Linked DNA regions of Mus musculus: region 1 is linked to region 2. A link is a contact called in ENCODE Hi-C data. All regions are on one chromosome and are shown on one strand. Each heading gives the region's core, a stretch centred on a gene start or an enhancer-like site at or near the end of the contact. The rest is flanking DNA. Distances are from core to core; before and after follow the strand shown.

Evidence for each region. A loop is a pair of places that touch in the nucleus more often than their neighbours do.
Region 1: a loop to region 2 is called in a map of ES-E14, with 2.1 times the contacts of the local background. The contact joins the promoter of Olfr412 here to the promoter of Olfr399 in region 2. A Hi-C loop is called at or near these places in 5 of 37 maps with a recorded cell type or tissue (CH12.LX, ES-E14, adrenal gland and 1 more).

What each region holds. Positions count from the first base shown.
Region 1 is chr11:74,362,536-74,366,469 of GRCm38, reverse strand. Olfr412 (olfactory receptor 412) reads right to left here and starts at 1,799. Exons shown (of 1, transcript NM_001011851.1): 1 at 861-1,799. The coding sequence starts at 1,799. The coding sequence ends at 861.
Region 2 is chr11:74,052,849-74,056,347 of GRCm38, reverse strand. Olfr399 (olfactory receptor 399) reads left to right here and starts at 1,570. Exons shown (of 1, transcript NM_147004.2): 1 at 1,570-2,572. The coding sequence starts at 1,591. The coding sequence ends at 2,526.

The DNA.
Region 1 (3,934 bases), core at 550-3,049, 310 kb before region 2:
ATTCTTGTGTTTCTTTGGGTGTGCTCTCTCTCTCCCGAGACTAGAGTGGGGGGGTCCCTGAAAGGGGGTCTTACACATACAATCTTCTCTATTTTTCACAACTGGTCATGAGTTTCATGTTTATGCTTGTAACCGAGTTTGAAGGTTTTGATAGACACTCGATAGAATATGTTGATGAATAGCAGAATGACTTTTTAAATGTTTTTTTATTAGATATTTTTTTATTTACATTTCAAATGCTATCCTGAAAGTCCTCCATACCCTTCCCCCACCCTGCTCCCCTACCCACCCACTCCCACTTCTTGGCTCTGGAGTTCCCCTGTACTGGGGCATATAAAGTTTGCAAGACCAAGGGGCCTCTTTTTCCAGTGATGGCCAACTGTGCCATCTGCAGAATGACTTTTTCATCTACAGAACCTTGTGTTCCGGAGTCTTACACCCCTCTGGCTCTGTCGATTCATTTCTAAAGGGTTTCTTCCATGCCAGCATAGCCCAGTGACCAATAATCAGTCACCATTGCTTTTTTGTGCAGTTGTTGTAAGTGAGATAACACAAAAGATGTCTCTATGTCATAAATGGGTATACTGGAAAAGCCCAAGAATGTGATCCTATGGTCAGACACATTGAAAAATTCGACCCTGCAATATTCTAGTGTTGGCGTTAGTGTGACCTTATTTATTACCAAAGATGGTGAGATCTAAAGGATGCTAGGATGTACTTACATGCCTTTCCATCACCACAGAGGTTTCATTTAGAGCCAGAGCTGTATCCAAACACTCCTGCATAATCTGTAGGGTGATGGCTGCATATAATGAAGGCTATATGCTCTCCACTTCATTCCCCTTTCCCCCAAACAACCCTCATGTTAGCTTCTGAAGTGGCTTCCTTAGCAGTCTTCCCAGAGCCCCGTGCATGTCCTTGTTCCTCAGGCTGTAGATGAAAGGGTTCATCATGGGTGTCACCACTGCATACATCACAGTGGCTACTGAGTCTTTCATGGAGTAGGTGTGCAGGGGTTTCAGATACACCATACACAGTGTCCCATAGAAGAGGGCCACCACAGCCAGATGGGACGCACAGGTGGAAAAGGCTTTGTACTTGTTAGAGGCTGAAGGAATTTTGAGGATAGCTCTGACAATGCAGATATAGGACATGATCATGAATCCAAAAGGAACAAGGAAGACGAAGCAGCCCGTGGCGATCAGCATCATGTGATTGATGTGGGTGTTAGAGCATGCAAGCCTCAGCAGGACATACATTTCGCAGAAGATGTAGTGGATTTTCCGAGACCCACAGAAGGTTACTCTGGTCATGAGGAGGGTGTGGATGAGGCCATAAAGGATAGATAGGGCCCAGCACAAGATGAGAAGTAAGATACAGAGCTTGGGACTCATGGCTGTAGTGTAATGGAGGGGGTGACAGATGGCCACATAACGGTCATATGCCATTACAGCCAGGATGAGATTGTCCAAGGCTACCAAAGACACCAGGAAGAAGAGCTGTGTCAGACATCCTGGATAGGAGATAGCTTTGTTCTGGGATTGAAGGCTCACCAGCATCTTGGGGATAGTGTTGGTGACAAAGAAGAGGTCAGTGAAGGAGAGGTTGGCCAGGAAGAAATACATGGGAGTGTGCAGGTGCGAGTCAGAGCCAATGGCCAGGATGATGAGCACGTTCCCCACCACTGTGACCAGGTACATGGACAGGAAGGTCCAGAATAGGATGCGCTGATGCTCAGGAACCTCCGAGAGTCCCAGGAGGAGGAACTCAGAGTCCCCACTCTGGTTGCCTCCGTCCATTTCCCAGTTGTCTGCAATGTGAGCACCAACAATTGCTTACCAAGCACTCATGTTCAGATGCAGAATGAGCATAAACAAAACCAACAGCTTTCCTAGTATTAAAGGTATCTTAGAACTAGGTGTGAAGGCACTTGCCCATAGTCTACACTACTCAACAGGCTGAGGATAAATGCTTGAGCCTAGGAGGCGGAAGCCAGCTTGAGCAACATGACAAGACCTTGTTCCCTCCATTCCTAAAAATAAACTCAAACCCAGATTGATTCCAGTGCTTTGTGTGTACCAGGTAAGTGCTTCACTCCTGAGCTACATCTCTAGCTGTACAAAATACACACACACACACACACACACACACACACACACACACACGCACATACACACTCTTTCTTTATATATTGTCATAAAATCAAAGAAAAGTATGACCAAAGAACTAAAGAAAAGCCCAACAATGATGTATCAAATAGGGAATCTGAATAAAAGAAAGTATAAAAAAAGAACAGTGGAAACTCTAGGATTTTGAAATGCACAACAAGCAAAATTGAGATTTTACTTGATGGGCTCAGTAATAGTTTTGATCTAGCATGAAGAAGATAAGCAATCCTGAAGATGGACTGCTGTGAACTGTGCCAGCAGAAAAACAGAGAGAGAGAGAGAGAAAAAAAACCCAAGCTGGAGAAAGAGAAAGAGAAAGAGAAGGAGGAGGAGGAGGAGGAAGAGGAGGAGGAGGAAGAGGAGAGGAAGAGGAAGAGGAAGAAGAAGAAGAAGAAGAAGAAGAAGAAGAAGAAGAAGAAGAAGAAGAAGAAGAAGAAGAAGAAGAAGAAGAAAATGAACAAAGACTCAGAAAAGCATAGAACATCAAGAGACAGAAGAGCCAGAGGGAGAGGAGAGAAAAGTTTCAACACACCGAAGGAGAAACCAGCTGACAAGTTCCCAGAGTAACAGAAAAGCTGTGGTCCAAAAACCACAGCTGCTGTTAAATACATTAGTTGAAGACACAAATCACTGCTATTTGCCTAGATGTTACGAAGTCACTTAATTCACAACAGACATTTCTTTTGTTCCATTTTATAGATGAGGCCACAGAAATGTTTAGAAGACTAATGGATTTCCAAGATTCTACTGGTAACTGGTGGGGCTGGAATTTGATATACCTCCAAATCTCCTTCCCCAGCTGCTCTCTCACATATCAAACAAGGGTAACAGAGCTTATCTCACCAAGGATTCTGGACAAAAACCTGAAATGCCACATGGGGCACATTTCTCCAACCCTAACACATGATTATAAATCGGGTAGACTTTTATGGAAAGGGCTACCTGTTCAACCTTCTGGTATATTTCACCCATTTTTTGCAGAGAACTCTACTCTGGGTGGGAGAAAGGGGAAGAACACAGCTTCTAGAGTCCTCTCCGTCTGGGGCCTGGCTCTGCTCCCTCCTTAGGAGCAGCATCAGCTCATCCTGTACCAGCAGTGAAGGGCCTAGGATACTGAGATGGTTGGTGACTGGTCTGTGTCAGACCCTGAGTTGCAACTGCACAGGAGAGTGAAGTGTGCAAGTGAACTAGTTTTGGTTTCCATACAAGGGGAGAGATTGTTCAGGTCAGGAATTAAAGAGTAATGGTTAGAATGAGGTGGGTACACCAAGCAAGTGCTGTGCCAGCAGAGAGACCTGGGGAGGCAGGAGATCCCTCATCCTGGAAGGTACCCAGAGAAGCCTCAGAAGTCTATATAGCATGAGTGTTTCAGAGCCGACTAAAGTGGAGTAGGTGATGATTAGAATTTCTTTATAGAAGAAACTATCCAGCTGTGGCAGGGTGAGGGTGATCTTTTGGTATCTGAGTGGGAAGAGGATGAATCCTCTGGATCTGCTCAGAGACTACCACAGCTTTCTGCAACCTACATAGCTGCAGGTCTCACAGTGCCTGAGAATGTCTTTGAGCTGTGACTGCCCCAGCGAAAGGGAGACCCATTCCCTGAATCAGTACAGGACACACCCAGATAGCAAATTCTCAGCACAGAGGAGACTTATTACTCTGTAGGGTGGTTGTGGTTAGATGGATGCAGAGATATAAACCCTCTATTAGGTGTTTGGCTGTGTGTGGAAAGAGTATAGGGCGAGAAAAAAAAAAGGACTCTACGC
Region 2 (3,499 bases), core at 321-2,820:
GCTAGGATAATCAGGCTGTTCCCAAAACATTTCCTTCAGTAGTTGATGGAGAATAATACACATTTGAGCTTTAGAGATACTGAGTTGAACATAGTGGTATGATTAAGTGAATGCAAAAAGAAAAAAAAAAAAACCAAAACACCAGTGCCTCTAATAGTGGTTAGCCTTCTAGGACCTGAGTATCTTGTTCCTCTGCTCTATTTGTCATTGAGAAACTCCAGCTTCTACCTTTTTCTATGTGCCTTTGGATCCATCTGAGTAATGATTATCTTCACTTCAATGAGGCAGATCACTATGTGTCCTTGTGAGGCTCAGGGGGCTGCATGTAAATGGCCATATGTGTGGGAACCATCTATGCATCTATAGTATGCTGTAGCCTTGTGATAGCATGCATGTTATATAAAATGGGAGGGTCTGGGTATATTCTTGCTCAAGATTCCAGTTGTGAGTGTGTCCAGCTGGGTGTCCCTTGAACTGCATAGCTGTTCATCTCTCTCAGTCACTAAACCATCCATTTTTTCACCTCACTCAAAGTTTTTCCATATTGTTCTTACTTAGCAAAGCATGACCACTGTGGTACCCAACTTTTCTGGACCCTATAGAGAAATGTAATGTATTATCTTAGGAGTCAGGAAATCCAAGGCTGCTTGTTATCAGTTCTAGAGCTGAAAAATGTCTTTAGTGATGTGTTTTCATGGAGTCTGGGATGTTGTCCTCATGGAGTGTCGCTGTTTTTATGGGGTTTTACCTTTCTGTGAAAGGTCTGGATCATGTGTCATGGCTTTACAACTCAATTTTTAATAGTCTAGGTCACAGTGGCCATTTTATTACTCACATCCTTTAACTGTCCATCTGCCTGCAAATTCCACATCTGTGGCTTAATCCGTGGATGGAAAGTATGTGAAAAAAATTATGTCTGTTTTAGTAAGGACAGGCATTCTCTGTCAACATCACCTAAGCAATATAAGATAACAAAAACTCACATGGCATGGATACAGGGTAAGATATTTTATGTCATCTAGAAATAACTTATAGTGTGTGGGAGAATGTGCATAGGCTATATGTAAATTCTGTTCCATCCTATATAAGAGACATGAGAACCCTTAGGTTTTGGTGTCTGACAAGCTATGGAACCAATCCTTTTAAGATGCTGGGGGTTGCTGTAGATATGTGGGCTGGGGAAGAGGACCATGCTATCTCTTCTCTGGAAACTTCTCTTTCATGCTCCAGGATCTTTTGTACCTATATTGGGTTAGGTCACCATCTGAAGACTGTGGTTTCTTTTCTAGAATTTTGACCTCAGGTAAATGTTCTTTCCCTCTAACTATCAATCATCACATTTCTTCCCTTTGCTATGTCAGTGTTTGTGTGTCTCTGAGTCTGATTGATGCCATTGCTTTGTATCAGTAACTGCTGGATACATCACACCTTTTCCTACTGTGTTTCAGCCTTTAACTTTTCCTCCTCTTGTGTTTTCTCCTACATCTTGAATGCACCTGGACATTGCAATACTTGATATTTGTTACCAAGATGTCACTGTCTGTGTATCACCTTTGAAGTTCATTCAACTGTCACTGGTGGAAGAGAGGCATGGATCTGGGAACCTTGGGAAACGATTCCTGTGTGAGCACATTTGTCCTACTGGGTCTCACAGAGACTCCAGTTTTGCGGCCCATCCTCTTTGTCATCTTCCTTCTTGCTTATGTAGCTACGCTTGGTGGCAATTTCAGCATCCTGGCTGCTATCATTATAGAGCCCAAACTCCACACTCCCATGTATTTCTTCTTGGGGAACTTGTCTATGCTGGATGTTGGATGCATTAGTGTCACTGTTCCTGCCATGTTGAAACATTTTCTATCCAATGACAGACACATTCCCTATGGGGCCTGCCTCTCACAGCTCTTCTTCTTCCATCTCCTGGCTGGGGCAGACTGCTTCCTTCTGACTGTCATGGCCTATGATCGTTATCTGGCTATCTGCCACCCCCTCACCTACAACACCCATATGAGTTGGAGGATTCAGAAGGCCTCAGTGTGCCTGTCATGTGTGTTTTCCTTTAGTAATGCACTGACCCAAACTGTTGCCTTATCTACTCTTAAATTCTGTGGTCCAAACACAATCAACCACTTCTACTGTGACCTCCCTCAGCTCTTTCAGCTTTCCTGTTCCAGCATCCAACTCAATGAGCAGCTGCTCTTTGTAGCAGCAGCCTTCATGGGTGTGGTCCCCTTGGTCCTCATTACTGTGTCATATGGCCATGTGGCAGCTGCAGTTCTTCGTATCCGGTCTGCTGAGGGCAGGAAGAAAGCCTTCTCTACCTGCAGCTCTCATCTCACTGTGGTAGGCATCTTCTATGGGACAGGGGTCTTCAGCTACATGCGTCTGGGGTCAGTGGAATCTTCAGACAAGGACAAAGGCATTGGCATCCTCAACACTGTCATCAGTCCCATGCTGAACCCACTTATCTACAGCCTTAGGAACCCTGATGTGCAGGGTGCCCTACGGAAGGTGCTCACAGGGAGGTAGCCCACTAATGACACTCTTTTCTTTTGGCCTTAACCAATGTCAGAGCTCCTCTCATTGCTTCTAAATGATATTGAGATTAACAGAAGTGAAGTGTGTGTATGACAAAATGGGGTACATCCTTGGTTAGAAAGGGGAGTTCCCTAAAACTATCACTTGCATCATCACTGCCACATACAAGGTTCTAAGTGACTAGTGTCACTACTTCCATTATTCTCCTAATCATATAAGGTGGGTGCAGCTGACATATTGTAGATCAGAAACCTTAACTTCAGAGAGGTTGAGTAACTTCCTCAAAGCCACAGGGCTAGTGAGTGTCAGAGCAAGGATATGATCCTGGAGGCAAGCTACACATGTAACTATTGCTTCTTAGTGGTAATAGATTATTGCAAGGAGGAGGGGCACCCTAAAGTAAAGAGGTGATAATAAATAGAAAATAATAAAGAGTAATAAAAGAAATGTCAGTGTAATAAAAGCTATATCCACAATTAAAACTGAATTAGATTTTTATTTCTTTGCTGAATCTGATTTGTCCAAAGAAGCTGTTGCAGATTGAGGGTTTTCAAAATATCAGTTTATGAGATAAACAAATAAAAAGACAACATATCTTAAAACATAATTCATGAAGAACAGGCATTGTTTAGAAAAATCATAGAAATAAGGCAGAATGTTTCCCCATTAGACCACTTACAGCAAAGGACAAATGATTGTGGAAGGATGCTCACAGAATGATCCAAAGACTCAGGCTGTTTGAGCCTATCTGGATTTATCAATAGGCTTTTAATTAGAAAGAGGTTTGTCACATTTTATCTAAATAAAAGTCTATTAATTAGAAAATCTCATGAACTGAAAAGAAAGTTTTGGTACCTATCCTTGAACAGGAAACTGACTGTTCCCTTTATGTCACCTTAAGGAGGAAGCTGCCTCAACTGAAAGCTTTAGACAGCTGCTTCTACAACACAACAAAGTGTGTGCC